Regions from separate parts of the Homo sapiens genome. Here region 2 is linked to region 1. A link is a loop called in an ENCODE intact Hi-C map of the cell type or tissue named here. Cell type or tissue: IMR-90. All regions are shown on one strand. Links, peaks and the distances in the headings refer to the core of each region. The heading gives the core; the rest is flanking DNA.

Region 1 (15,762 bases), core at 4,818-12,817:
CATGAGGAAACTTTTAGGAGTAATAGATGTGTTCCCATTGAGGTTGTGGTTGCAGTACTTTATACATACGTCAAGTTTTATCTAATTAAACACTTTTAGTTTGTGCAGATAATTGTATGTCAGTTATACCTCAGTAAAGCTATTAAAATGAATATATACTTTGATTCCATTTATATGTTTAAAAGTAGGAAACATTATTCTAAAGCCATTAAGTTCCAAAAATACACTGCTAAAATGAAGAAGTGCCAATTTGTTATTTTTTGATCACCATATATGAAACTTCTGTTATTTCCATGGAAGATCCCCTTATATTTAAGTAGCAATGTCAAGCCAGAGGAAGAGTGTTTTGATAGTCCTGGGTTCTAATCATGACAACTAAAAATTATCATAACCTACCATTGAATAATGCTTTAAAGTTAAAAAGGGTATTCACAAAAACCGTCATTTAATCTACAAGGCAATTCCATGTGTTTTTCTAATGCATGTAAAGTTTCAGCTTGGCTCATGGAATATATTCTCAATTTTTGTTAGGTAATGTTGGTAGTAGTTTTAGGAGTATTGATCATGTTATCTATTAAGTTTCACTTCACTTTAACTTGCTTTGATAACTCACACTCTTCATTCATTCCTGTTAAAACATAATGAATATAGTACCAAGTGCATGAGGGAAAACTCACAGCTATTGGGCTGCTCTCTGCTATACCACCTTACTTCTGTTCCAACAAAGTTATTTGCTTACAAAAGTTAATTATGTTTTTCCTAAACTTGGTGAAATTTGTGTTCATTATTTAATTATTTAACATTATATATTCTGATGAAATATGAATGCAAGTAGAATGAGAATTAGTTTAATGAGTTAAGGTTGGTTCCAAAACTAAATACATATGAGTTATTTTTAATGTTGCTATTGAATTGGATGTGGGCATGAAAAGTATAAAAGATTAAAGGCAGTAAAAAGCTGTAAACATCTGTATTCAGGAGTGCTTCATAGGTGTTTTTATGTTTTCTCTCTGCTTTAAAGAAGTTGAAACTAGGCCAGGAACCATAGCGCACACCTGTAATCCTAGCACTTTGGGAGGTTGAAGTGGGAGGATTGCTTGAGCAGAGGTGTTGGAAACCAGCCTGGGCAACATAGTTGGACCCCATCTCTCCAATTATTTTCTTAAAATTAGCCAGGCATGGTGGCACACACTTGTATTCCCAGCTATTCGGGAGGCTAAGGTGGGAGGATCGCTTGCACCTGGGAGGTTGAGGCTGCAGTGAGCTACGATCATGCAACTGCACTCCGGTCTGGGTAACAGAGTAAGACCCTGTCTAAAAATAAAATTTTTAAGAAAGTAAAATGAGAATTCATAAACTATGAATTCTAGATGTGGTTCTACAAGAAAAACTCTAGAATGTCAGTCTGTAGGCATGCTCAAAGGTTTTGACCCTATTTTTTTTTTTTTTTTTTTGAGACAGAGTCTTGCTCTTATTGCCTAGGCTGGAGTGCAGTGGCACCATCACAGCTCACTGCAACCTCCACTTCCCAGGTTCAAGCAATTCTCGTGTCTCAGCTTCCCGAGTAGCTGAGACTACAGGCGTGCACAACCATGCCTGGCTAATTTTTGTATTTTTAGTAGAGATGGGGTTTTGCCATGTTGGCCAGGCTGATTTTGAACTCCTGGCCTCAAGTGATTTTGAACTGCCCACCTCTGCCTCCCAAAGTGCTGAGATTACAGGTGTGAGCCCCCCACCCAGCTGACCCTATTTTAAATATTAGCAAATGATGTATCTTTATATATTAAAATAAAATGTTTAGATTATGAAAGCTATTTTTTGTTCCCTTAATTTAATCATCACTCTGATTTATTTATCAACTACTATTCCTTTTCCTCATCTGTAAATTGAGGGGATTTGCATAGAAATACTAGATAATCTTTTAAATTTTTTCTTAAAGCTTAAACATGTTATAAAACTGATGATTCATTTTTTTTCCACATTCTAAGATTAATACTGTTAGATTTTATTATAAATTAATAAAGTTCCTCTTTTAACATGTAAAATAATGCCTGACATTTCTTTTAGGTAGTTCTGATTTTTTATTATGAGTGTAGCCTTAACTGTAGTGCCTTTGAAGCTGAATTCTCCCCATTTGTGACCCCAGTATTCCTTTTTTGTTTAGTGAACCTAGGGGAAATGATATTTCTCTCCAAAAAATACCTGAAAATATTTGGTTAGACACGTGCTGGGACAAAAAGTGAAGTATCCACAGTAATACCATTGCTATGTTCTTGTGATATAACCAGATTATAATTACTAAATGATACAATTTACTTTCTTTTTTTAATTCTGGTAAAAAAAAAATACACAATATAAAATTTAGACCATTTTAACTATTTTTAAGTGTACAAATCAGTGGCATTAAGTACATTTGCAATGTTGTACAGCCATCACCACTATTCCTCTCCAGAACTTTTTTTTTTTTTAATCAACCCAAGCAGAAGCTCTGTACCCATTAAACAATAACTCACTATTTCCTGTTTCCTCCTTCCTCCTCACCCTTGGTAACTGTTTTACTGTCTATCTATGAATTTGCCTATTTTAGGTACCTCATACAAGTAGGATCATACAAAAGTTGTCTGACTTAATTTCACTTAGCATAATCTTTTTAAACTTCATCCATGTTATAGCATGTTATCAGAATTTCATCTTTTTTAAGGCTGAATAATATTTCATTGTATGTGTGAAATTTTGTTTTTTGCTTCATTTTGTTGATAGACATTTAATTTGTTTCCACCTTTGATTATTATGAACAATGCTACTGTGAATGTTAATGAACAAGTATCTGTTTGAGTTCCTGCTTTTAACTCTTTTGGATATATACCTAGATGTGGAACTGTTGGATCCACAACAGGTACACCATTTTACATTCCTACCATCAATACACAAGGGTTCCAATTTCTCCACCTCCTCACCAACACTTATTTTGCATTTAAAAAATAATAGCCATCCTGCTGGGCACGAGGTGGCATCTCACTTTGGTTTTGATTTGTGTGGTTTACTTTCAGCCAAGGTTCAGAAATACATAGTGACAAATTTCTGTTTCTTTAATTTAAAATCTTTGGTAACCTGTTACATTGCATTTTGTACTTTTAAATTACACATCTGAATTGATTGGTTATCCTTGTTAAAGTAGTTCCAAAATTACTGTAGTTTAAAAACTCTTTAAATATTACATTGTAGTTTTAATTTGTTTCTGACATCTTCAAAGTTTGAAATTTTCCCTTCAGCAACAACCATTTGTTAGCTACATTCACACGAAAGCAGCTTAATAAAGGACATTCTACACAAAGGTAATTATAATCCATTGATGCCCCTTAATGCAAGCTGCTTTGTAGTCATTATCTAGCAGTAGATGACTAAAGAACTTGATTATTCTTGTTTTTCATTTTTATTAAATTAAGAAGGTTTTTTTAAATTATGTCATTTTGCAAATGGTTCTTAGGAGTAATGCCTTTCAAGGCTCCATAATCACTAGATAATTAACCTGCAAGGATTAAGTACACTCAACTTTGCCTCAGGATGCTTAACTCTCAAATACAGTCAATTATCTCATGATAATAACTGCTTTGTCAAGAGTTACCACTTAACTCCACAGTGAAAAGTCAAATCACCCATACCATGCACTTTAAGATAGTTTCAATAATAAAATAACAGTTTGAAATGGGGCAGAAGAATTCAGTTAAATTTTTTCATAGGGATAAGAATGATATGCTTTAGATAAAGCTCCCCCTCATATCTAGTATTTTGAATTTCACAAATGACTTCAATTTATAAAGATAATATAGGCCAGGTGCAGTGGCTCATGCCTGTAATCCCAGCACTTTGGGAGACCAAGGTGGGCAGATCACCTGAGGTCAGGAGTTCCAGAACAGCCTGGCCAACATGGTGAAACCCCATCTCTAATAAACACAAAAATTAGCTGGGTGTGGTGGCACGCGCCTATAGTCCCAGCTGCTCAGGAGGCTGAGGCAGGAGAATCCTGAGAACCCTGGAGGCGGAGGTTGCAGCTAGCCAAGATCACACCACTGCCCTCCAGCCTGGCAACAGAGCGAGACTCCGTCTCACAAAAAAAAAAAAAAAGGTAATGTATTGCTCTGCTTCATCAGTCCTTTTGCTGGCAGTGTTCCTGCATTGCAAATTTTCTTATAGGAAAGCCATTTTGTCTGTTAACCTCACAGAGGATTCAATATATTAAAAATCTCTAATATACACCAAGAAAATGGAAATTACTTTCTTTACATATTGATTTAACTTTTAAAAAATCTCGTTTATCAACAAACGAATTACAAAACAGTGAGCAAAATTCTGCAGTTTGTTGTGGTTGTTTTTTGTTGTTGAGTAGCTTCACTCATATTTGGACAGGATATGCCAAAAACAGAAAGACTGCTAGATAGATCAGGACATTTTGAAAGAAAATATAAAAATGTCTTTAGGTTTGTTATCCATGTCCTCTAAGCCTGAATGATGCTTGTATCTCTTTATAAGTAAACTATCATTATCTTTTTACTAAACCAGATGGGATACATTGGCTTTTTCTTCTGTTATATATTTTACTGCCATGGGGATGGGAAGAGACTTTATTGATATTTTGTTTACACTTTTAAACCCTTTTTAATGTTTCTAATAGTTAATTAATAATTTGAAACCATCAATTCTTTAAATTGTAAATAACTTTGATACAGGTTATCTTATTTTTCAGTTTCTATACTTCTGTAAAATAGAAGTCATTTGCTCTTTTAAGATAAAAAATCTGTGTGAATCTATGTGTAATTATGTACACCAAATAGTGCTATACATGCATACAACTTCTTTCAGATATTCTTCTTTTGGTTAAGAGCCTTTTTTTCTTTGTAAAGGTATTATTTTAATTTTTAGAACTATTTTTCTGTGCACTGGAGCACATGTTTGGGAGGAAAAAAGAAACTTTCTGTCAAGTCCCTATACACAGAGAATTCTTGTTTGAATTTTTAAAAAATTTTGTCAAGTCTAGTTCTTTTATTTATTTATTTATTATCAGTTAGAGACAGGGTCTCACTGTGTTGTCCAGGCTGTTCTCAAACTCCTGGCCTCAAGCAGTCTTCCCGCCTTGGCCTCCCTAAGGTTCTGGGATTACAGGCATGAGCGACCAAGCCTGGCCAAGTCTAATTCTTTAAAGGATGTGATTTCCAAGTATTTCCAGGAATTCAAGACTGTTACCTAGATCCGTATTCTGACAAAAGAGATGATCTTTTCTTTCTTCATATCAGAATATTTCCCCCATGAATTGAGGGAAATGGGGCTGTATCTAAAAATGGTAACTCTGCCCTTTAAAGTATACAGAAGTGCCCTGTTTCTTCCTAAGAGAGGTGGAAGTCCCCTTTCTGAGACTGTGCATATAGATCTCTTTATTCCCCTTTTTCTGCTATAAGTGATAAGAGGGGCTATGTAGACAAAATGTAAGGTTGTTATAAAATCATCAAGGAATTGGGAAAGAAACTTTATCGGAGGATATACATAACCCCTTCAGAAAAAAAAACAAAAACTTATGGTGCTTTTTGGAAGAAATTCTGACATAGTTGTATTTTCTGAGAAGGATAATGAAATTTCAGTTAACATGGAACTGTAACTTCGTAAAATTGCTGCTCAGCTCCTAGATTTAACTTTCTCCCTAGGGTTTTTCTAATATATTTACTCATCTGAAAAAAGTGAGATTGACTGTAGCACAAGGGAGACTTCTGATGTCAGTGGCATGTTGTAAAGATGTGCTATGGGAAAGATTCAGAAAATGCAAAGGCTATTTAACTATATGCTCTGCATCTCTCTTCCTTTCTACATAGCTCTCTCCTTTCTTTCTTACTCCTTCGTCTCCCTCTTTACGCCAACTACATTGCCTCTCTGAAGATGAAATGCTTTTAAATCATCCCCAATCTAACATCCATCACTGGTAAAAAGCCATCTAATTATTATGTGTTGATTTTTAAAAATTAAAAAAAATTATTAGAAAATTAAGAAGAGCATTTAAATGTTTTTAATTGCAAGGAGAAAATAAATACACTCAAGTAAAGAAAAACACTGTGTAATTTGAAATAGTTTGAATTACTACGGAGATAATCATATTTTATGCAGTAATGCCTTTCTATTTTATTCACTATTTCTATTAATCTTTATTTGTTTCAGTTACTGTACTATAAATTTGTAAGTGATTATTTTGGTATTATTTGTATAGTATGCCATAATATAAAAATAATGAAAAATATTAAATATATATTTAATGTTCTTATTTAATGCCTTTAATTTTTTTTTTCTTTGAGACAAGGTCTCACTCTGTTACCCAGGCTGGAGTACAGTGATGCAATCTCGGCTCACTGCAAACTCCACCTCCCAGGTTCAAGCGATTCTCAAGTCTCAGCTTTCCACATAGCTGGGATTACAGGAATGCGCCATCACACTCAGCTAATGTTTGTATTTTTAGTAGAGATGGGGTTTTGCCATGTTGGCCAGGCTGATCTTGAACTCCAGGCCTCAAGTGATCCACCTGCCTCGGCCTCCCATGTGCTGGGGTTACAGGAGTGAGACACCTCACCCAGCCAAAAATTATTGTTTATTAAAAATCATTTAATGACATTGACATCCTTATAAATAAAAACTGTAAATTTATATCACAGTAGAAAAAGTGCTAGACCTAAATTTAGAAAACCTGTCTTTTATCCTAGCTCTTGAGTTTTTCACAGAGAAAATAGGAGTCAAGAAGCCAAAATTCTGACATGAGGGAAATAATTAGCAAAATTTAAATAGGTGCCATTGATTAGTCAATGGTATTTTATCAACATTAATTTTTATTTTATTATTTATTTATTTATTTTGATATGGAGTCTTGCTCTGTTGCCCAGACTGGAGTGCAGTGGCATCATCTCGGCTCACTGCAACCTCCACCTTCCGGGTTCAAGCAATTCTCCTGCCTCAGCCTCCTGAGTAGCTGGGGTTACAAGTTCCTGCCACCATGCCTGGCTAATTTTTGTATTACTAGTAGAGACGGGGTTTCGCCATGTTGGCCATGCTGGTCTCGAACTCCTGACCTCAGGTGATTGGCCTGCCTTGGCCTCGCAAAGTGCTGGGATTACAGGCATGAGTCACCGCACCCAGCTTAACATTAATTTTTTTAGTTTTGGTAATTTTAATATGGCTATATAGAATGTTTACATTTGGAAAAATCCTAATATCCTTTTTGACTGATCCAGATCCAGTCCAGGTTGCTCACATTGCATTTAGTTACCACATTTCCTTCGTCTCTTTAATCTAGAATGGTTCTTCAGTCTTTGTCTTTATGACCATGACAATTTTGAAGAGTCCTGACTGGTTTTTTGTAGAATGCCCTTCAGTGTGGAGTTTCCTCATGATTAATACATTTTTTATAGGAATACCATAGAAACAGCCTGGGCAACATAGCAAGATGCTGTCTCTACAAAAAGTAAAATTCACCAGGCATGATGGCACATTCCTGTAGTCCCAACTACTTGGGAGGCTGAGGCAGGAGGATTGCTTGAGCCCAGGAGTTTGAGGCTGCATTGAGCCATGATTGCCACCCTGGACTCCAGCCTGGGTTACAGAACGAGAACCCCCACACACCCCCCCCCCCTAAAAAAAAACAACACAACACAGAAATGCTATTGTGTCTTTTTTCATGCGTTATACTAAGATTTTAGTGTGTTTCGTTACTGGTAATACTAACTTTGATCACATGGTTAAGAAAATGTTGGCCCAGTTTATTCACTTCAAAGTTACTATTTCTGGCCAGGCATAGTGGCTTACGCCTGTAATCCCAGCACTCTGGGGAGCCAAGGAGGACAGATCGCTTGGGCTTAGGAGTTCAAGACCAGCCTGGGCAACATGGTATAACCCTATCTGTACTAAAAATATAAAAATTAGCTGGGCATAGTGGCATGCACCTGTAGTCCCAGCTACTTGGGAGGCTGAGGTAAGAGGATCGCTTGAGCCCAGGAGGTCACATGGTGACCTTGGAAGCAAATGCTCCCTCAAACACGAGATGACTGCAGCCCTGGTCTACATCTCAGTTGCAGTCTTGTGAAATCTTGAGTCAGAGGCACTCAGCTAAGCCATGCCTGGATTCCTTTTCCTGGAAACTATGGAGATAATAAGTGTTTGTTATTTTAAGTCACTAAGTTTTGGAGCAATTTGTTACACAATAATAACTAATATGCTGTGAAAAACAAATTTACTAAGAGCTCAATATCTGTGTACAATTTTTTTTGTCTTTAGCCTTTTGTGTATATTGTCAAAACACAGGCTTTTAGTTAAAGTTAGTTCCTTTCCCCTTCAAGTATTTTAATTTTTTTTAAATATGTGAAACATTTATATGGTTCTTAACATCAGAACTATATGAAAAGGTTTACTCAGTAGTGTCGCTCCTCCCTTATCCCTCATCTTCCTCATTCCCCATTCTGTCTCTATTCCTACCCTGTTTCTTCCTACCTACCCTCTATAAATAATCTCATTAGTTTCTGGCTCACATTTCTAAATTTCTTTTAGCACAAATTAGCAGCTAAATGCATATTTTACTGTATCTTCTTTGTTACATGAAAGGTAGCACACTATAGATAGATCCTCTTTGAACTTAGCTTTTTTTCAATCAAGTGCATCTTAGAAATCATTCCATAAAAGCTCATAGAGATCCTTCTCATTTTTAATTTTATTTTAGTTATTTATTTATTTATTTATTTATTTTTTTAATGAGATGGAGTCTCGCTCTGTCACCCAGGCTGGAGTGCAGTGGTGCGATCTCGGCTCACAGCAACTTCCACTTCCCGGGTTCAAGGGATTCTCCTGCCTCAGCCTCCCAAGTAGCTGGGACTACAGGTGCCTGCCACCACCCACGGTTAATTTTTTGTATTTTTAGTAAAGACGGGGTTTCACCATGTTAGCCAGGCTGGTCTTGATCTCCTGTCCTCGTGATCCTCCCGCCTTGGCCTCCCAAAGTGCTGGGATTACAGGCGTGAGCCACAGCGCCTGGCCTATTTCATTTAAAAAAAAAAAAAAAACTGAGACAGGGTCTCACTGTGTTGCCCAGGCTGGTCTTGAACTCCTGGGCTCAAGCAATCCTCCTGCAATCCTTCTGCCTTGACCTCCCAAAGTGCTGGTATTACAGACATCCAGCCACAATAATCCTCATTTTTTTAGTTGGATTTTCCCCATTGTGTGAATGTACCATATTTTACCCAGTCACTCTCTTATGTATGGACATTAAGACTGTTTCCAGAGTCTTGCACTTAAAAACAATCTTTCAATGAATAATCTTGTTCATACATATTTCTTGGGTTGCTAGAGGTATTTCTTCAGAGTAAATTCCTTGAAATGGAATTGTTGGGTCAAAGGATAAGTGCATATAACGTTTTGTTAGATGTTGCTAAATTCCTCTCCAAAATAATTAGAAATGTTTTCATTCTCAGCAGTAGTGTAGGTGAATGCCTGTTTTTAATGGGGTTATTTTAATATTTGGTTATCAATTATTAAGCATTGCTATCAAATGGAATTCACTAGAAGCATGTAAAATTCTAGCTTTATTTCAAATACTTAGTTGAACCAGCCAATTCATTTTAGCACAGTAAAAGTAATCCAAGAACTAAAAAGTGATCATTCTTTAAGGTACAGATTTTAAAGACTCTTTTATCTTTTTTTTTTCTTTTTTTTGCTATTTTATCAGACACATTAGAGGAATATGAATTAATCCCCATTATACACTCTTTAGTTTCATTTTCTGGCCCTGTATTTTCATCTTATACTTCTCTCCTACAAGCACCTCTTCCTTTCTCCTGTACTGCCTAACTATTCATGTTTTCTTATCATCAATACTCATTTCATATATTCCCTACCTCACATTCTCCCCTTCTTTCCCTCCCTTCTCCACTCCCATTCAGTTGGTTATTTTATAAATGTGATTCTGTGATCTTGTGTATATAATTACAATGCTTACATGTTTCTTTTACACTAGAATGTGTTCCTTTACAGCAGTGACTTTCATTCTTCACTACATTCTGGCCACTTGATTGGTGATCACTTTCTGACCGGAAGTTCCAATTATTTAATCACAAAGTTGGACTTTCTGGTGACCACTTCCCATCCTGGGGCTGACAGTGAGTCGCCCCATCAGCATAACAAAGGCACTTTTAACAATCAGGAAATTCTGAGGGTTTTTGAAGCTCTGTGCTAGGAATCCAGACAAGGACTTGATATATTTTTTACTATACCAGTTTAAGGGTTAATGATACCATGTAACAACTTTATTAATAGATTACTATTTATAGAAACTTGATAAATGTGGTGGGAGGTGGTGCAGAATCATGTGATATAATCAATTATAAATGAAAGCACAGATAAAATTTGAAATAATAAGAGAGAAATAAGAATGAAGGTTGGCCACGGTGGCTCACACTTGTAATCCCAGCATTTTGGGGGGCTGAGGCGGGCAGATCACGAGGTCAGGAGATCGAGACCATCCTGGCCAACATGGTGAAACCCCTTCTCCACTAAAAATACAAACATTAGCTGGGCGTGGTGATGCATGCTACTCGGGAGGCTGAGGCAGGAGAATCACTTGAACCCGGGAGGTGGAGGTTGCGGTGAGCTGAGATGGTACCACTGCACTCCAGCCTGGGGACAGAGTGAGATTCTGTCTCAAAAAATAATGAAAACCGAGGAGTTTTTTCTTTCTTTCTTTTTTTTTTTTTGAGACGGAATCTTGCCATGTCGCCAGGTTAAAATAAACTTTCAATTCTCTTCTCTTGAATATCTCTCACCCAACAATGTTTTTTTCATGTTGATCACTTTACTAAAGCGAACAATTGGGGTTTTACCAAAATTGTGAAGGATTTTATTCTTCCATACTTATGTCTGTGTTCAGGGTCATACAGATTCTACTTTTTCCTTTTAGTTTAAGGTATTCTCTTGGAGATTTAATGTACTTAAATTTGACCACAATTTATTGAGAGCATATTCTGTGTCAGACATTGCACTCTGCACTAGATATTCAGGAATTTCTAAAAAGAATGTTAACATTGCTGTTACATAGTCAGTTACTGATCACATTCTTTTCCTCTCAACTTTTTTCAAAATAGGAATCTGCGGTATGTTTTCACGTATGGAGTTCAGGTCAGGCTTAGGGGTCCCTGACAATGTGAATAGTTTTAAGCTGGGCCTCAATTCGTGGTACCCTTATACTAATTTAACAAGCCGTGGACTCTAGGTTCCACCAAAAATATTTTGTTCCATCCTCTCTGGTTTCAGTCCATGGTGTACAGAAAGAAAACTAAGGAACTTCAGCCCCAAATTGTCAAATTTTGCTACTTAAGAAACAGAAGATTTAAATCTATCATTTTGTCTTATATTCCAGAGTTGACTGGTTCCTCCTGTCTTTAACTTCTTGTCCTTGAAGGGTATTCTAATTTTCATTCAGAAATATGACTTCTCATAGGGTTTGTGTTAGATATTTTCAGGGCCAGATGGATATGATGTTCCCATTTCTGTTTTATTGTTAAACTACTATTCCTTTTGAGCTGTAATGAACAATTCATTCTGAGAGGCAATATATGTTTTCAGTAATTGACTTGAATAAAAGTAAATGTTAAACATGGAGTTACTAAGTTAATACAGTGGGTATTAGTACTAATTTGTTCAAATTAAGATAGAATTCTTAATTTGATAAATAGAATTCTTATATTACAGCATCAGTCCAATTGGATTGATAGTTTGTAGAAAGGTAATTTCTTACATGAGGAAAGACAGGTTTTCTTTCTCTTAGCAAGGTATTAATGCAAAAATGACCTCTTCATTTCCTACCAGCTTCCAGAAGGGAAATGCTGGTTAGGAGGTAAATTCAATTTACTCTACAAGCAAACTTCACATCTGTTATGCTGAAGTCAGAGTTTATCTTTCTTGTTATGTGGAACCTAGAAATATACCATGAGGAATACTGAAAAATAAACTAGCAGAAATTTTGCGTGATGCTGAGGATTTTTAGATGGCTGCAAAATGGGTGAAAGTAATATAAACTTAACAAAGAATGTTGTCACAACTCTCTGGAACTTAGTACTGTTTTTCAACTAACAAATGGAAGATTTGTGAGACTAGGTCGACTTAATGTGATTTCAATGCAGTAATTACTGTGTGGCATGGGCATGGTAAGAGATAGGCCTTTTCTAGAAATATTCTCATCTCTGTTTTTTTTAGTTGCTCTTACTTAGATTTATATTAACTCAGCTTCACATTTTCATTTCTTTTTATTTTATTTTAAACAATGAGAAAAATACTCCACGATGTCACTGATTTAGTTATCAGATTTGCTTTATTTCTGTATATAATAGGTAATGTGAGTACAGGAAATATATCTGAAAAGGTTACTTGTACCTAAATTTTAAGTTAGATCATTTAAAAATTACTTATAAGTCTCTTGAGTGTTTTATATAGTAGGGCAGATGGAAAAACTTATTTGATATTCATTTTTGGTACCTCTTAGGAAAATAATTGGGAATGTATTCAGTTGGAAAAAATGTTGAGAAGAGTGTTTTATATAATGATTATTTAGTAAAACATTAAAAATAATTTCTTATTCTGGAGGTTTATAGACATCAAAATTGACAAAGATTCATGGATTATACATTTCATCAAGGTACCTTTAAGCGATTTTTTAAAAAAAATTCTGACTCTAACAATGCATGCTCATTGTAGAGCGTTAAAAATACAAAAACATGCAAAAGAAAAAATTAAAATTAACATGTGTCATATCACCCAGCATTAACTACTCTATAATTTTTCCTGTGTTTCCTTGTAGGGTTTTTCCCACACATTTTTATTTGTTTTTATCATATTTATTTTTATTCCACACACTTTTTATTTTGAAATGATTTACAATCTAGGAAAGAATTATAAGAAGAGTACAGAGTTCTCTCCTACTACACTTTTGAGCATTCTTGCTTTTTCTCTCTTTCTGTCTCTCTAAATATATGTGCTTAACCATAGTACATATTCAGATTTTTCTAGCTGTCCCAAGAATGTTCTTTCTAGTGATTTTGTTTTCCAGGATCATGGATCATGCATTGCCTTAACTTGTCATGTTTCTTTGGTTTCCTTAATCTGGAGTTCCTTGATCTTTCTCCTTCATGCCATTGCATTTATAAAGAGTGTTGTCAACTGTTCTGTGTATGTAAATTCTTAACCAATTGAAATAGATTTTACATCATTTTTCCCACTTTATATATATATATATATTTATTTATTTATTTATTTATTTATTTTTATTTTATTATTTTTTTTTTTTTTTGGAGACAGAGCCTTGCTCTGTCACCAGGCTGGAGTGCAGTGGTGCAATCTCGGCTCACTGCAACCTCCACCTCCTGGATTGAAGTGATTCTCCTGCCTCAGCCTCCCAAGTAGCTGGGAATACAGGCGCGCACCACCATGCCCAGCTAATTTTTTGTTTTGTTTTGTTTTGTTTTGAGACAGAGTTTTGCTCTTGTTACCCAGGCTAAGAGTGCAATAGCGCCATCTTGGCCCACCACAACCTCCACCTCCTGGATTGAAGCAATTCTCCTGCCTCAGCCTCCCGAATAGCTGGGATTACAGGCATGTGCCACAACATCCGGCTAATTTTGTATTTTTGGTAGAGACAGGGTTTCTCCATGTTAGTCAGGCTGGTCTTGAACTCCCAACCTCAGGTGATCTCCCTGCCTCAGCCTCCCAAAGTGCTGGGATTACAGGCGTGAGCCACCGCGCCCGGCCTAATTTTTGTATTTTTAGCAGAGACTGGGTTTCATCATGTTGGCCATGACGGTCTCGATCTCCTGACCTTGTGATCCACCTGCCTTGGCCTCCCAAAGTGCTGGGATTACAGGCGTGAGTCACCACACCTGGCCACTTAATATATTTTCAACATTTTCCAATGTCTTTAATTATGTCAATTATAATTTTGGATTGCTGTATAATATAATTTATTTTCATTAGTCTTCTAGTGTTGGAAATTTTTACTGTTTGTTTTCTTTTCAGTATTGCAAATACAATTGGGAAATAAACTTTGTAAATAAATCTTTGTTGTAATTTTAATTTCTGAATCTATCAAGTATTTGTTAAAACATAAAGCAACAAAACAAAAATCCTACAGAAGAGGATAATTAAATGTTAATCTTTTTGATTCTGAATACAATTAGAATGGAAATTTGGAAAAGGGGAAAATTGCCAGATAAAGAGGTTGCCAGATTTAGCAAATAAAAATACAGGATGCCCATTTAAATTTGAATTTCAGAAGGGACACACGATATCTGGGACATACTTATACTAAAAAATTATTCATTGCATATCTGAAACTTAAATATGACTGAGCATCATGTATTTTATCTGGCAACCCTACCAGTGGTTTGAGTATTCGGGAAGACTTCATGGTAGAGATAAAGAGAGGGAATAAAGAAGATGTTTTACACAAAAGGAATGGTTGAGATTACCTCCAAAACAAGAGTGAACATAGTTTATGTGAAATAGTCTCCATAAAGATAAAGACTTTGTGTCTCATTCACTGCTGTATCCCCGATCCCTTAAACAATCTGTACACTGTAGTCACTCAATAAATATTTGTTGAACGAGTAAATGAATTTGCACTATAAATAAAGCCAGGCAACTTGGGACAAAGATTACCTGTTGTAACTAAGTAGATAAAGATAAAATTTCCATGAAAGTGGAAAACCTGGCAGAAGAATTTGGACTTCCTGCCTTCCCTTATTTATTTTATAATGATTCATTAAGTGACTGTTATGTGCCACATGCACAGGATACTTTGGAGAACAAAAACAGACATGGCTTCTACCCTCATGGATTTTATAGTCTGTATTAGAGGCAGACATTCAATTTATAATTCAATTATTCATTTAATAGTCAATAAATTTCAATTCAATTATAGCGTACAACTTATAAAATTGAATTTTTAATCATTCAATTTATAAATATGAGTACTGTAAGGGAAAAGTATATAATACTTACATTCTGAAATCACACACAGTGAGGGGGTATTCTTGAAAGAACCTGATCAAGATAAATGTACATGGTGTTGTGTCTTAGGGATAGATCCAATCTTTTCTTTGAAATCTTCATTCATTCACTAATTTTCCCTCGAATTTATAGAACACTCTTTGGACTATTACACTTATACATCTTTTAAAATCTTTTTATATGTGCAATTTAGTTTACTTACTAGATTGTAAATTAATTAATTTATTTATTTATTTAGAGACAGGGTCTCACTCACATCACCCAGGCTGGAGTACAGTGGCACAATCACCACTCAGTGGCAGTCTCAACTTCCCAGGCTCAGGTGATCCTCCCACCTTAACCTCCTGAGTGGCTTGGACTACAGGTGCACATCACCACTCCTGTCTTATTTTTCATATCTTGTGTAGAGATGGGGTTTTGCCATGTTGCCCAGGCTGGTTTCAAACTCCTGGGCTCAAGTGATCCGCCTACCTCGGCCTCCCAAGATCCTGGGATTACAGGCATAAGCCCTGCACCTGGCCTAGATCGTAAATTCTTTAGTGAGCTGGGGGTATTTCAATTTGCTTTTATCCCCTATTGTTTCATGTATGTAAAATATACACAGGCGTTAATTATTGACATGTTGATTCATTGAAATTATAATGGGGCTTTTAATAGCTATAGATATGCCATGAGCACATAAAAGACGATTTC
Region 2 (15,762 bases), core at 4,150-12,149, 370 kb after region 1:
ATTGCCCATGCTTTCCAAAGCAGGGGGAGCTGTGGACAAGACAGTTTTTGGCTTGAAGGAAAGATTAGTTGGGGCAAATACCATGATTTGCCCAATATAAATGCGTGTAGATATATATTTTCTGGTTCTAAGAGTACCATATGCTTACTGGGGAAAAATGAGAAAATTTAAAAAACTAATAAAAATACAGTTAAAATCTCCTGTAAACCGACTATTCAAATAGCTAAACTACTTTGGTGTATTTCCTCTGATTTTTTTTGCTTGTTTATACATAAACATAATATACACAGTAAACATCCCAAAATTTTAGAATCATAGTGGTAACATTTTAAAGATCTTCATATCTACTTGTTACCAGTGGCATCTGTAGGAATACTCTGGCTGTCAGGCCTACGTTAAAAACTGTGGTAATTTGGTGTGAATCTTTTATTAATTCTTTCCTTTTGACTAATATTAAGTGTGGCATCATTAATCATGTTATATTATCTTCACTTTGGCTTGCATTACTTATCAACTCCTTTGAGAAGAGTTAATATTATTTTCATATTTCACAGTACTTGACATATTGTCTCATACTTAGTAGATGTTCAGTATTTGGTCTATAGTTTCTGCTTAATTTTTATGAAACTTGATTTCTGTGAGTGGGCAAAATACATTCATAAGGTTCCAGCTCAGAAGAAGGAAAAAGTAACAATGTATAGCACTAAGAATATTGGAAAACAACGGGGAAATATGCTAATTGCTTTTAAACGAACAGGGATTTTGGCAGTATTGTGGTATATGAAGGGTCTCCTGTAGGAAGCTGACTGGCTCTTCTCTTTTAGGAGCCCTCCCAGGGTGGCATTCATTACCTTGTCGGATTGCCATGGTCCAGTGTGGGTAGCAGAATCCTGAGAGACCCCCAGTGACCCTGCCCTTTGTATTATATCTTCCCCTTTGAGTATAGGTGGAACCTATGCATGTTTGAGATATCACCCATGATTCTACTACCTTGCTTGGCAGAGGGAGACTATCCAGGTGGGCTGATCTAATCACACAAGCCCCTTAGAAACCATATTCTCCAGCAGGTGGGAAGAAAGAGTGATCTGAAGCATGAATAGGATTTGATGTTGACTGCGAAGATGAAAGGGACCATGTGCCAAGCAATGTGGGTAGCTTCTAGAAACTGAGCATGGTCCCCAGCTGGCAGCCAGCAAAGAAACAGGGACCTCAGTCCTACAACCGCTAGGAACCGAATTATTCTAACAACCTAAACGAGCTTGGAGGTGAATTTTTCCTAAGAGCTCATGGATAAGAGCAGAGTCTGGCTGACACCTTGATTTTGGCTCTGTGAGACCCTAAGCAGAGAACCCAGCTGAGCCTGACTGGATTTCTGACCCACTCAGCTGTGAGCTCATGAATGGGTGTTGTTTTAAGCCACTGTTTGTGGCAGTAAGACTAATATAGTCCAGGGTCTGGCTAATTCTTAGCTTTGTCAGATTTTAACTTGATTTTCTGTGGATATCAAGGGTGGAGCTGTCTCTCAGGGGTAGACTTACAGGAGCCTAGCTGAAGAAACTGGTGTATGGAATCAGGAGGCCAGCATATTTATTTGTTTATTTACCTGAAAAGTAAATGTTCCAGGGACTGAGATACTCCATGTGGATGGTCAGTACATTATCTCCCTTAAGGCAGACCTGTGTAGGAGGCCAGGTGTGTATTAGTGAGCATGGCATCCAAACCATGAGTTAGATGAGCACAGTTTCCATGGCATCAAACACCTGTCTCACAACAAGGATGGCCTTCTCTATGTCTGGACAATGTTTAGATGGGTACTGCCAGCTTCTCTGGAGACTCACTGTATTAGTTTTCAATTACAGTGTAACACATAACCACAAGTTAGCAGCTTAAAACAATGAAAGTATATTATCTCACAGTTTCTATGAGTCCAGGCACAGGTAACTGGGTCCCCTGCTCAAGGACTCACCAGGCTGAAATCAAAATGTCAGCAGGGATGTGGTCTCATAAGCTCACTGGTTGTTGGTGGAATTCAGTGCCTTATGGTTGTAAGACTGAGGTCCTCTTCTCCCAGAGGCTGCCCTGCCACATGGCCCTCTCTACAATGTAGCATTTTGCTTCTTCAAGGTCAGCTGGAAAATCTCCCACACACTTTTGGTCTTTACAATCTCTGACCCCCTTTAAAAGCCTAGCCCTGTGTATGCTCATAGGGAGAGATTGTACAGGGGCCCAAATCTTGAGGGCATTGTAAAATTCTGCTCCCACACTTGCTTTCCCCTCAGCATCCCTTGATGACTGGCCAGCTTTCTGTTTGACACCTCCTTTCTTTAGCTGTGTTAATATATCCAGTCTTTGGGAGTCCAGGCTTGGTTGGATATTTCACATCTCTGAAGTGACTACATAGTTCTTCTCACATTCAGTATGTATTGATTTTTAAAATTTAAATTTGTGAACTTAATCACACCTTTATTTCTGTGATCCTCCCCCCTTTAGTAACTGGGGAATGGGATGAGGAGGAATTTCTTCATCTTAGTTTCAGAAGTCTTCACAGCAGTGGCCTCTATTTGTAGTTTGATGGTCTAAGGAGTTTAGATTGTTAGAGAACTTCTACCTTCACTAGAATTTTGAAGACGTAACTTAAAATTACACTTACTAGATGTAGAAACTGGGGAGACAAAATGAGTTATTTGCACAGTTAAATTATTAGCTAGTGAAGAAGGGTTTTTATTTCTTATTTATATCCTGCCTTCTCTCAATATGATGATGTCCAGTAAAAGGCATAGATAGTCTAAAAGTGAAGCAATTAAAAATTTTTCTATTATGGGAATTTGACAGTACAAAAAAACACAGATGTCCTTGCCCATTAAAGTGAACACCAAGGAGTCCAAAATATTTTCATGAGGTAGTTTTTTGCCATTGCCTGTCAGTTGTGAGAGATCATTGCCTCAGGCCACAGCGACTAGGTGTGTGGCAGAGTTAACCTGCCTGCTCTCTAGGGAAACCGTCAAGAAATGGGCAATAAATTAATAAGTAGAAAGTGTTCTCTGAGCTCCAGGCAGTTGTTGATTGACTGATGGAAAAGGTAGGCGGTAGGCTAATAGACGATGACATCCAAATTCAGCTGTTGCCTCTCAGCTGAACCCAACCCTGGGCTTCTGCTGCCTTTTGCTCCTTTTCCCTGAGTGGTGGTGGCCTGCAGGTTAAACAGGTGGGCTTGGGAATTGGGCTGCCTAGGGTAAATCCTCATTCCCCCATTTAACTCAGTCTGCCAGACTCTGTTTTCTTGTCTGTAAAATGAGGGTTAAAAGAGAGTCTCTGTAAAGCATTTAATACGTTGTTGGGCACTAGCGGTGGATTAAGGAGAAGAGGGCTGTGATGGGAGCTGTCAGCCCCAGCAGGCAGGAGTTAGAATTGTCTGGAATTGCCGGTGTAGGGTGATAATAAAAAGCAAACTGACTCTTGGTCGGTTTATTACTATTTTTAAATTCCCTACTGACAAGGCCCTCCCTATTGCCTGCACTCTGAGTGGACCACTCCTTCCATCCATGCCTTGCAATGCCACTGTCTTGCACATAAGGGCTCAAAAGTGTATGCTGTTGTTGCCCTTCTCACATTTCGGCTGAGGTGTATATTTTCATTAAAGAGGATTATGTAGAAAAATTGGTTTAATAAAAATGATGAGACTTTTTAATATGGTTTGTACACCATTAAGAGTGAAATATGGCAAAATCTGGTCTGAAAAATAGGAAAAAATATAGCAATAACTGATTAATAGAAAACCATAGGATTGGCTGGGCACAGTATCTCACACCTGAAATCCCAGCACTTTGGGAGGCCGAGGCAGGTGGATCACCTGAGGTCAGGAGTTCGAGACCAGCCTGACCAACATGGTAAAACCCCGTCTCCACTAAAAATACAAAAACTAGCTGGACGTGGTGGTGCACTCCTGTAATCCCAGCTACTCAGGAGGCTGAGGCAGGATAATTGCTTGAACTCAGGAGGCAAAGGTTGTGGTGAGCCAAGATCGTGCCACTGCACTCCAGCCTGGGTGATAGGGACTCCACCTCAAAAAAAAAATCTTTTTTTTCCCTTTTTATATTTTTGTCTGGATCCTAAATATTGGGACATTTGAAAGATGTGCATATTTAGTTTAAGCAAATTCTGGTGGATTTGGTTGGTTCTCTCTGTAGTAAGAGTAGAGAAGAATGGTAGATGTGAAAAGAATATATTCTGAAAAGAATATGGGATAAGAGAAAATCAAGAAGGCAAGAAAATAATCATTTCCACCCTTTTATCTACTTTGAAATCACCACTTTTCTTACTTTGGTCTTCTGTTTCCTCTATAAACTATGCTTAAGAGACCAGAGTGAGCAGACTTCTTCGTGAAAACCTGAGCTTGGGAGTTGGGATGGTTTACAGTCTTGGCTTCAGTCCACTTTTCTGACTTAACACCCAGACCCCTTTCCGGCTAAATTTATTGTCTCCTGTTCCTGCTGGGCCTTTCTGGAGCGTCCGCCTCTGGAGTGCCCTCTGCTCTTGAGGTCCCAAACTGCCCATCCCACACCTACCTGGTCACAGCTTTGCAGTTTAAGTCCCCACATGCCAGTGACTGCTTCCTTTCTGGACCCCTTTACTGCATTTCAGCAGTGCTGTCAATCCTTCCTTTAAATTTATGTCACTGGTTTGTAGGGCTCATTCTTCCAGCCTGCAGACGTCAGTTGAGATTCCACTGTGATCAAAGCAGGATATTTAAGTTCTGCAGCGGGTGGGCTGCAAGTGGTAGAAATAGTTATTTTCTTGCCTTCCTGAATTTCTCTTGTTCCATTCTCTTTTCAGGATACATTCCTTTCACTACAGAGAGTTGTCTGCTCTCACTACAAACAGAACCAGCCAAACCCACCACGATTTGCTTAGACATAATGGGCAAGAACTTTCAGAACATTTGGAACTTTTCAGAACATTGGGTGGTCTTAGAGACTAGCCAGTACAGAAATCTCTTGAGAGGGTGTTACTGTGTTCCTTCTGGACACCTCCAGTTTCTGATTTGGCTGTCCTGTTTGTCAGCAGTACATCCTTCATATTGAGCCCAAAACCTCCATTCATTCTGGTGTTCTTCAGTGCAGTCACACTGCTTCGTGATGGCTTTTCTTCAGTGCAGTCATTTGCTTCATGTGACTTTTCTTTTTTCTTTTTCTTTTTCTTTTTCTTTTTTTCTGAGGCAGAGTTTCACTGTTGTTGCCCAGGCTGGAGTGCAATGGCATGGTCTCGGCTCACTGCAACCTCCTCTGCCTCCTGGGTTCAAGCAATTCTCCTACCTCAGCTTCCCAAGTAGCTGGGATTACAAGTGCCCACCACTATGCCCGCCTAATTTTTGTATTTTTAGTAGAGACAGGGTTTCACAATGTTGGCCAGGCTGGTCTCAAACTCTTGACCTCAGGTGATGCATCTGTCTTGGCCTCCCAAAGTGCTGGGATTACAGGCGTGAGCCACTGCACCCAGCCATGATGGCTTTTCCAATGCAAAACATTGCAATAGTTATTCCTTTGAACCTTATAAAATTACTGATTGTTATGTTTTGAATATTTGTCCCCTCCAAAACTTACATTGAAATGTAATCCCCAATGTGGCAGTATTGAGAGGTGGAGTCTTTAAGAGGTGATTGGATCACCAGGGCTTTGCCTTCATGAATGGACTAATCCATTCATGGATTACTAGATTAATGAGTTAATTCATGAATTAATGGACTGATGGGTTATCATGGGAGTGGACCTGGTGGCTTTATAAGAAGAGTATGAGAGACCTGAACCAGCACATTCAGCTTCTTGCCATGTGATGCCCTGCACTACCATGAGATTCTGCAGATTCTTCCCCACCAGTGGGAAGGTCCCACCAGATGTGAGGCCCCTCGAACTTGGACTTCTCAGTCTTCATAACTATAAGAAATAAGTTCCTGGCCAGGCACAGTGGCTCATGCCTGTAATCGCGGCACTTTGGGAGGCCGAGGCGGGCAGATCACGAGGTCAAGAGATTGAAACCATCCTGGCCAAAGTGGTGAAACTCCATCTCTACTGAAAATGCAAAAATTAGCTGGGCATGGTGCTGCGTGCCTGTAGTCCCAGCTACTCGGGAGGCTGATGCAGAATCGCTTGAACCTGGGAGGCGGAGGTTGCAGTGAGCCGAAATTGCACTCCAGCCTGGGCAACAGAGCCAGACCCCGTCTCAAAAAAAAAAAAAAAAAAGAAAGAGAAATAAACTCCTTTTCTTTATAAGTTGCCTAGTTTCAGGCATTCTGTTATAAGCAATAGAAAATGAACTAAGACACTGATATTCAATTGTTTTAGCCTATAAAAATGGGAATTTTATGTGGGTCAACCTAGTATATTCCCCCTGATTCTCTGCTTTTCCAGCTCATATACTTTTGTAGTTTAGATAACCTCCTGTCAGTTAAATCATGATATAAGTTCTTCGTTCCTTTTTTTTCCTTTATAGTTTAAAAATTATTTTATGTGTATCTTTCCTCTGGTAGCCCCCTGAGACTTGCTTACTGCAAGCCCACATGCTGCCTTGACTCCTTTTCCCTGAATCAACTGTGAATTGTTCCGCAGCTTCTCTCCTTTTTGGTCTCTGAACCAAGGTTTCTTAATTAGAGTATCCACAAGTCTATATGTGAAGAGGTTGAGGGAAAAGTAACCACTGGGGACATGAGAAATCTGAAAAGTAATAGTTAGAAATGGCCATCTTAGCCTTATTAAAATGTAAGTAAGGCCGTGTATGGTGGCTCACACCTGTAATCCCAGCACGAGAGGCCAAGGTGGGCAGATCACCTTAGGTCAGGAGTTCGAGACTAGCCTTGCCACAATGGCGAAACCCCATCTCTACTAAAAATACAAAAATTAGCTGGGCGTGGTGGCATTTGCCTGTAATCCCAGCTACTTGGGAGGCTGAGGCAGGAGACTCGCTTGAACCTGGGAGGTGAAGGTTGCAGTGAGCTGAGATCGCATCATTGTACTCCAGCCTGGGAGACAGAGCAAGACAACATCTCTAAATAAATAAATAAATATAATGTAAGGCAAGGCCTTTTCCCTTATATCTATTTTAGGGTTTACCCTTGTGTATACAGAAAAATTGTTCCCTGTCCAGCTTATTATGGGCTGGATAGCAGGCAGAACTCCTCAGTTTGGGTTAGCATTGCATTAACAGAACTGCCACATCTTTCTGGATAATCTTCCTTTGTGCATAAGCTCCAGGCTCACCTTCTCTGCCTCACAGCTGTGCGCTGGTTTCCCTTAGCTTTCTTGGGTTCTGGATGGATACTGGCCTTCTGGGTGAGAAGGGGGTTCTTTGGCAAAAGGTGTTTTTGACATAATTTAGGACCTTCTTAAGTTCTACAGCAGACCTAAATTTCTTCCCCCAAGTTCTTTGTCTATATAGAGTACTCAGCACTCATTACCCATTCTCAGTTCTGAAGGAAATCTTATGGAGCAGTTGTAGTATTTATAGGGTAAGCAGAGTGCCCAGTTTCCATGCCCCACCCCAAACCATTTAGATTTCAGTCATGTATGTCAAGGGAGGAGTGAGTACATTTTTGTGGTCAGCTGCCTCTTCTTTTCCCTAACATTCTCACTTTTTCATCTTTCCTGCTTTCTTGAGGTCATTTATCTATTGAATAGGATGTCTATTGAAAGGAAAAACCTCCCCTAATCGCCTTTAAACTAATATTTCTTACTGGGCATGGTGGATCACCTGAGGTTGACAGTTTGAGACCAGCCTGGCCAACATGGAGAAGCCCCATCTCTACTAAAAAAAAAAAAAAAAAAATATTAGCCAGGCGTGGTGGCGCATGCCTGTAATCCCAGCTATTTGGGAGGCTAAGGCAGGAGAGTCGCTTGAACCCAGGAGGCGGAGGTTGCGGTGAGCCAAGATCGTGCCATTGCCCTCCAGCCTGGGCAACAAGAGCGAAACTCCATCTCAAAAAATAACTAAACTAATATTTCTCTTTTCTCAATAATAATGGCATGAAAAGAATTTTTTCTGTGCCTTTTCAAAATCCCAATACCCCCTCGTGGCATTTCCTATGTTGAAGTTTTCAACAGCCTTATCAGGAGGAGAAATGAGCTTAATTTTTGAGTTTTAGTGCTTAGGGACTCTGTCTTGGCTTCTAGAGATAACTTCACTGTGGGCACCCACAAATAATATGTTTAATTTTTTTTCTAAACCTTTTGCTGATGGTCATTGCAATATTTTCTTGATTTTAATTTCCTGAGTTTTCTTCTTTCACATTTTTTCTTTTTTTTTTGGTGATATTTTTCCATATTCCATTATCTGCATCCTTCTCACTCTCCCTGATTTTTCAAACATCATGGACTACAGATCTGCAACCTCCCTGGTAATTCCTCTTGGGTTTGAGAGGAAGTTTGTCAAGTACTGGAAACTTGAACTTGTATAAAACAGATGTCACCACTCATTTTAATGGAAGAAGGCATGGAGTAAATACAGATAGCACATAACAGCTATATGCATTCTCTTAAATTTCTTTCCCGATCTTGGGCTTGAGGTATTTTTATCTAATCTAGTCTACCCTTGCCATTTTCAAGATCTTTTTCTTTGATACTTGATAGAGAAGTGTCTTCTGTATTTTTCTTCCTTCTTGGAAGAATATATTTTAAAAAATGTATTTTGAGATTGAGTATTTTGTGAAACATCTTTCCTCTAAAATCCTCAAAGTAACTTTGCCTCTCTTTGATTTCTATGGGTAGTCCAGCGGAGAGTGATACACATAAGGATATTTCATAAACACTGCTTGCATTCCTCTGGGATTTGTGCTCCTAGATGACAGCATATATATGCATGTGATTCTGTGTGTGTAAACATGCTTTAAAAAATTTATTGAACATAGTTTTCAGCTGTCTTCACTCACTTTAAACCTTAGTCTACTTTCTTTTTCTTTTTTTTTTTTTTTTGAGACTAAGTATTGCTCTGTAGCCCAGGCTGGAGTGCAGTGGCGCAGTCTCAACTCACTGCAACCTCCTCCAGGTTCAAACGATTCTCCTGCCTCAGCTTCCTGAGTAGCTGGGATTATAGTTGCCCACCACCATGCCTGGCTAATTTTTTGTATTTTTAGTAGAGACAGGGTTTCACCATGTTGGCCAGGCTGGTCTCAAACTCCTGACCTCAAGTGATCCGCCTGCTTCAGCCTCCCAAAGTGCTGGGATTACAGGTGTGAGCCACTGTGCCCAGCCTTTAGTCTACTTTCTGTTTTTACAATTCCATGCCATGTTTATTGAAAGCATGTTGTTGGTTTCTTTTGATGCCTCCCCTGTCTTTCTTCTCATCATGATTTTAAAAATTAATACTTTGTAATATTTGAGATTTTTATATCTATGTCAAGTTAACTTTTCCTGAAAAATATTTTGATACATTTTCTAGAATGTTAGTGTATTGTGTTTATAACATGGGGGAAAATGTACTGTTTCATTTTTAAATTTATTTTTATTTATTTTTGTTATTATTATTTTTTAAGAAACAGGGTCTTGCTCTGTTGCTCAGGCTGGAGAGCAGTGGCATGATCCTGGACTCAAACAATCTTCCCACCTCAGCTTTCTGAGTAGCTAGGACTACATGCGTATGCCACCATGCCCACCTAATTTTTAATTTTTTTGTAGAGACAGAGTTTTACTATATTGTCCAGACTGGTTTTGACCTCCTGGGCTCAAGGGATCTTCCCACCTTGGCCTCCTAAAGTGTTAGGATTATAGGTGTGAGTTATCACAGCCAGGTGCAATAAGTGTTTATGATTAATTTAAAAGCAGATGCTGTGCTTTTCAAAAATTATGCTCAATTTTTTTTTTAATATTACAAAGGACTTTTAGACTGGCTTCCTCCTAAACATTTCTTCAACTCCTATCAAGTTCAGTCTGCAAATATCCTAATTTCTAGGTTGTTTGGGAATGTTAATTGATTGTCTCATGTATGTATGTATGTATGTATGTATGGATAGACAGATAGATGAAGGTTGAAGGATGGATGGATAGATTAAATGGATGGATGGATAGATAGATAGATAGATAGATAGATAGATAGATAGAAAGATAGATGAAGGTTGAAGGGTAGGGCTGGAGGAGGAATTCCAGCTTTCCAGTAGATTTTCTATCAAGCAGTCATTCATATATATAACTTCCTATATTGTTAGCCAAAGTTCATCCATGTCTCTTGTATTTAGCTCTCTGTCTGTATTGTAGAAAGCTTATTTATTATGTGAGCATTTTGCTTTCTCCTATCCCTCCCTCTTTCTTTAACATCAGTTATAACAGCTGTGAATACAGTTTATAATATGAGCAGCCATATTCAGTTTTTAGGCTTTCAAAATCACAAATACAAAGGAGGATATAATACATAGTCCTATATTTTATACAAATTGGGACACTTTTCTTCATTTCTTATTTCGTGGCATTGCCTAACTATAGTCAAGCTAATGACCCATGTAGATGTAGTGTTGTACCTGGTGTCCGTGTCCCTGTGAATGTGTCATGTTGTGCTGGCCTGATTCCCCAACATCAGCCCCAGGGAGCCAGCAGCTGGAGCAGCTGTCATCTTGTGAAAGCAGAGTGTCCTTGTTGCTATTGATTGGGTTGTTCAGTCAATTGCAAAAAAGTGGATCTAACTGTCAATGGTAGTTATATGATAATCCTGGAGATAAATAAGTGTCAAGTGAAGTATTACTTGAATTTAGGACTTGAAGAGAGAGAAAGGGGTATGAGTAGTTGGAGGGGAAGATTTGCTATGACAAGCTATTATTCAGTGTGGTTATTTTGTATGACAGGTAAGTCTACAGGTATCTTTTGTTAGATAAATCAGAAATTAAGCATTCCCTTTGTAAACTCCAAACAAGATTTTGAAACACCATGGTCCCCCCTTATCCACCTCCAAGATCTCCAGTGGATGTCTGAAACCACTGATAGTACTGAAGTCTCTATATATTATGTTTTTCCCCTGTATGTAATACATACCTGTGATAAAGTTTAATTTATAAATTAGGCACAGGAAGAAATTAACAAAAATAAGTAAGAATAGAACAGTTATAACTATATGTTCTATTAAAAGTTATGTGAATTTGTTTTCTCTCTCTCTCAAAATATCCTGTTGTGCTGTGTGTTCACCCATTTTTGAGCTGCCGTTGACTGTGGATAACAAACCACAGAAAGTGAAACTTCACATAAAGGGGGACTACTGTATTCTCATAATGTTAATTGCTTCTAGAATTCACAAGGATTGAATTCAACTTGAATCTTGCTAAAGAAGTACTTTATTATTCGATGTTAGTCCAGCAACAACTTATAGTGTAGAAATTTGCCCTTTTGAGGGTGAATACACAAAGGGGAAAGAAAACTTGTGTGCCCACGGTCCACTAACAGATAAGCTTCTGGAGGCCAGGAGTAAACCGCCCTGCAGGGGAGCCATCTCCCAGGGTTTCCCCAGCAGAGAGCTGTGCCCAGTGCCGGGGTCTCATGCTTACCTATTTCTCTGTGCCAGTATAGTAGACCTGTTTTCAAGCCTAGCATGAGCCTTAAGTATTACTGGCTGGGAGTGGTGGCTCATGCCTGTAATCCTAGCACTTTGGGAGGGTGAGGCAGGCGGATTGCCTGAGCTCAGGAGTTTGAGACCAGCCTGGGCAACATGGTGAAACCCTGTCTCTACTAAAATACAAAAAATTAGCCGGGCGTGGTGGCGGGCACCTGTAGTCCCAGCTACTTGGGAGGCTGAGGTAGGAGAATTGCTTGAACCCAGGAGGCAGACATTGCAGTGGGCTGAGATCACGCCAGTGCACTCCAGCCTGGGTGACAGAGCGAGACTCTGTCTCCCACAAAAAAAAGAAAAAAAAAAAAAGTATTACTTATTTAGTAAGTCCATAGCATTTTGTTCACACAGTGTATCATTGTGCTTTTCTGTTTCAAAGTGTAATTATTTAATCTAGAAATTTTAAGTCCTGTGACAGAAAACAAATGCTGTTCTCACAAAATATGAGAAATCAAATTCCATCTTATTATTTAAATTAATTCTTTTTTAACTGAAGAATTGTTATGTGGGTAGCTTTCAACATAATTTTTTCAATATTAGATGCTTATAACTAATGTGGATTTAGTTAATTCGATGTTTATCACATTTAATTCTTATTTACTACAAAGGTTAAAGCAATTTTATTTCTTCTGGAAACTTTTAGGATCTTGTGAGTGAGGGACGTCAGCCAAAATTGGCAACTTTTTCAAGCAACTGGCTCAAGAAATTAGGAATTTCTCTAATAATGAGCCATCGTTTTTTGAATTCAACAATTTAAAAGGGCTGCATAGTTAGGATATGATTCCAGTTTCCCCTCAGTGCAAATTGATATTTTTTTCTGTTGACACATTCTACTTTGTTTTCGAAGACTAGTTTATAGTGTTCTTTTAAAAGCAAAGAAAATATCTTTAAAAATCCCAGCTTTTTGGCTGGGTGCGGTGGCTTCATGCCTGTGATCCTAGCACTTTGGGAGGCTGGGGTGGGAGGATCACTGGAGGCCAGGAGTTTGAGACCAGTCTGGGCAACACAGGCACTCCATCTCTTTAAAATAAAAAATAAAAAAATAAAAATAGCCAGGCTTGGTGGCCCACACTTGTAGTCCCAGCTACTCGGGATGCTGAGGCAGGAGGATTGCTGGAGCTCAGGGATTCAAGGTTGTAGTGAGCTATGATTGAGCCACTGCACTTTAGCTTGGGCAATGGAGCAAAACCTTGTTTCCTTTAAAAAAAAAATTTATTAAAACATGCTCTTACTTTGGCAAAAATATATGTTTCTTCATAGTGATGATAATCATAATGATACATTATTACTATATGCAGCTTATAAGAATCAGTTGTCTAATGTATCCGTGTAAGTTTCTCTGTGGTTTTAAGAATCATTCCATAGGCTGATAAATGCATACTCTCTTCACCCCATTGCACATCCAGCATTCTGAATTTTTCTCACTTCCTTGAATATGCCATGTTCCATGCACTTGTAGATCTTCCATCACAGAAGGTGCCTCATCTGTCCAGAACCCCTGCCATACCTCTGCTCCCTTTGTCTAGCTAACGCTCACTCATCCTTTAGATCCCAGTGAAATGTCACTTGCATCTGGGAGGACTTTCTGACTAGGTTCTGAGCTTCCTTTGCATTCTGTTTTTCATTGACATAATGACATCACATTTATTAGTATTGTCTCATTGTAAACCCCAGTAAGGCAGGAACTGTATCTCTCTGTATCCCCAACACTACCACAGTGCCTGGTGCATGTTAAATTGCAGTTAATATTTCTAGAATGAAAGAGTGCTTCCATCCTTCATCATCCGTCTTTCAGATAAAGAAGTATCTAGTTACCTTTGTCTTAAATTAAAACAATTTCAAAAGGTTGCATGTGCTGGTGGACCAGTTGAAATCCACAGCTCCCATATTGCTGCTCATTGCCACTGTTATTGATGCCCTGGAGATGATTTAAAATTCAGTTATGTTGCTTGTGATGGTGGTATTTAAAAATCTATAATTTTGGCTGGGCGTGGTGGCTCATACCTATAATCCCAGCTCTTTGGGAGGCCAAGGCAGGTGGATCACAAGGTCAGGAGTTTGAGAATAGCCTGGCCAACAGAGAAACCCCGCCTCTACTAATAATACAAAAATTAGCCGGTCGTGGTGGTGTGCACCTGCAATCCCAGCTACTCAGGAGGCTGAGGCAGGAGAATTGCTTGAACCCGGAGGCGGAGGTTGCAGTGAGCTGAGATTGTGACACTGCACTCCAGCCTGGGCGATAGAGCAAGACTCTATCTTGAAGAAAATAAAAAATAAATAAATAAAATCTATAATTTTTATACTCATGTGCTATTATAGTGACCCTGTGAGACATCATAATGCCTTAATGATAGCTTGTCTTGTTTTTACTTTCACTTACATCTATAGTTCCAAATGTTTTATTGAATTGTGCTTTATTTGATAATTCATAGTTGTAAACTGACCTCATCCCATATTTGTATTTTTACAATCTCAACAGTTTTATCAGGGACATATTTTTATATTCTGTAGCATAATACAGTGCCTTCTGTAGAGCTTAGTTTCATGTGCAGTGATGTGTCAGAATGAAATATCTGCCCAGTGGTATTGAATTTCATGTATTATGATTTACATATTCTTCTGTGTATCAACTGGTTTTATATTACCCAGAGAATGCTTATGGTGGTGGTTGAGAGTTGTGTATTGCTATTGACTGTACGGGCCATAGACATATTTGTAGGTATATTAAATTTGCTTTGTACTTCTCACACAATTGATTTGGTGGGCATTCTTCTTAATTATACTTGATGGGTGCATACATAAATTCATTCTTGGTTAAAAAAATTCAGATAGTGTAGATATGGCAGTGGTTCCTTTAATCCCTCCAATTATTTATTTACCTTATATATCTGGGAACTTTGTATAAAAACTAAACACTGGCCTGGCACGGTGGCTCATGCCTGTCATCCCAGCTCTTTGGGAGGCCCAGGCGGGTGGATGTCTTGAGCTCAGGAGTTTGAGAACAGCCTGGGCAAAATGTGGCAAAACCCTGTCTCTACAAAAAAATACAAAAGTGACCCAAGTGTGGTGGTGCACACCTGCAGTCCCAGGTACTCGGGAGGCTGAGGTGGGAGGATTGCTTGAGCCTGGGAAGTGGAGGCTGCAGTGAACTGAGATCACACCACTGCCCTTTGGCCTGGGTGACAGGCCGAGACCCTGTCTCAAAAAACCTGAACACTTCTTTGTTATGTTTCTACAATTTGACACAATAATTCAAGTCAGCCAAGCACTTTAAAAATTATTTTGAAATAATTTTAGATTTATAGGAAAGTTGTCAAAATAGGGTAGAGTTAATTATATATAACCTTATGCAGTTTCCCTGATAACCACTTATATAACCATAGCACAGTTATAAAAAAATTATCAGGAAATTCACTGGTATAATACCATTAACTAAACTGTGGCCCTTTTTGACTTTCACCGGTTTTTCACCTCCTGTATTTTTCTCTGTTCCAGGATCCCATCCAGGATCCCACATTACCTTCAGTTGTTGTTTCTCCTTTATTTCCTGCAATCTATTAAAGATTCTAATCCTTTCTTTGTCTTTCATGACTTCAGCAAACAGTTTTAGTTGGATGCTTAGTATATACCAGTCACTGAGATTGGTGCTTGAGGGAAGGGAGATAAATGAATGGATGAGACATGGCCCTTACCTAATGAGGTGAGCCAACACATAGACAAGTAATGCTAAAACAATGTAGTGCCTTTAAAAGGCCTTTGTACTATCTCCCTAGAGAAGAGAGAGTTGCTGACTCACTGAATAACAGTGTTGAGGCAGCATTTTCAGAAGAAATGACATTGATCTGGGTCTTAAAGAATGGGGAAACTTTTCCTTGTGGAGAAATGGAGTGGAAGAGGAGTTCATCATGGACAGGCAGGGGCATTTGGCATGAAAGTGTGAAAGACTGGCTTGTTTGCAGACTGGCAAATCACTTGATAGGAATGGAGCATAGGGTATGTGAAGAACACAGTGAGGCATGAAACTAGAAGAGTAGTTACAAAGCTACCTTTTTTCATTACTTTTTATTAATAAATATATCCTCATATTTGTAGGGTAAGTTTTGGCTTAAATTTTTTTTAAATCTCATTATTCATACTTAATGAGCATTTAATTGTAATCAGTGTTTCTAGTTTTAAACTGCACAACATTAA

Evidence for each region. Hi-C counts contacts between places; a loop is a spot of excess contacts. Peaks named below come from ENCODE experiments on the same cell type or tissue, not always from the same donor. Only the 100,000 strongest peaks of a DNase experiment are listed, where the experiment ranks them.
Region 2: it touches region 1 in a loop (2.1-fold over the local background); 1 of 110 quality-filtered maps calls a loop at or near these places.

Annotation. Positions count from the first base shown.
Region 1 is chr10:74,534,146-74,549,907 of GRCh38, forward strand. All of the region lies in intron 7 of ADK (adenosine kinase), which reads left to right. Among named protein-coding and RNA genes, the nearest start is that of ADK-AS1, 13 kb to the left of the region's middle. In IMR-90, for the core only: no CTCF peak of the experiment used is centred there; a DNase peak (open chromatin) is centred at 8,116; H3K27ac peaks cover 2,133 bases.
Region 2 is chr10:74,902,332-74,918,093 of GRCh38, forward strand. All of the region lies in intron 3 of KAT6B (lysine acetyltransferase 6B), which reads left to right. Among named protein-coding and RNA genes, the nearest start is that of KAT6B, 84 kb to the left of the region's middle. RefSeq lists a silencer at 4,986-5,186. In IMR-90, for the core only: no CTCF peak of the experiment used is centred there; a DNase peak (open chromatin) is centred at 8,820; H3K27ac peaks cover 1,706 bases.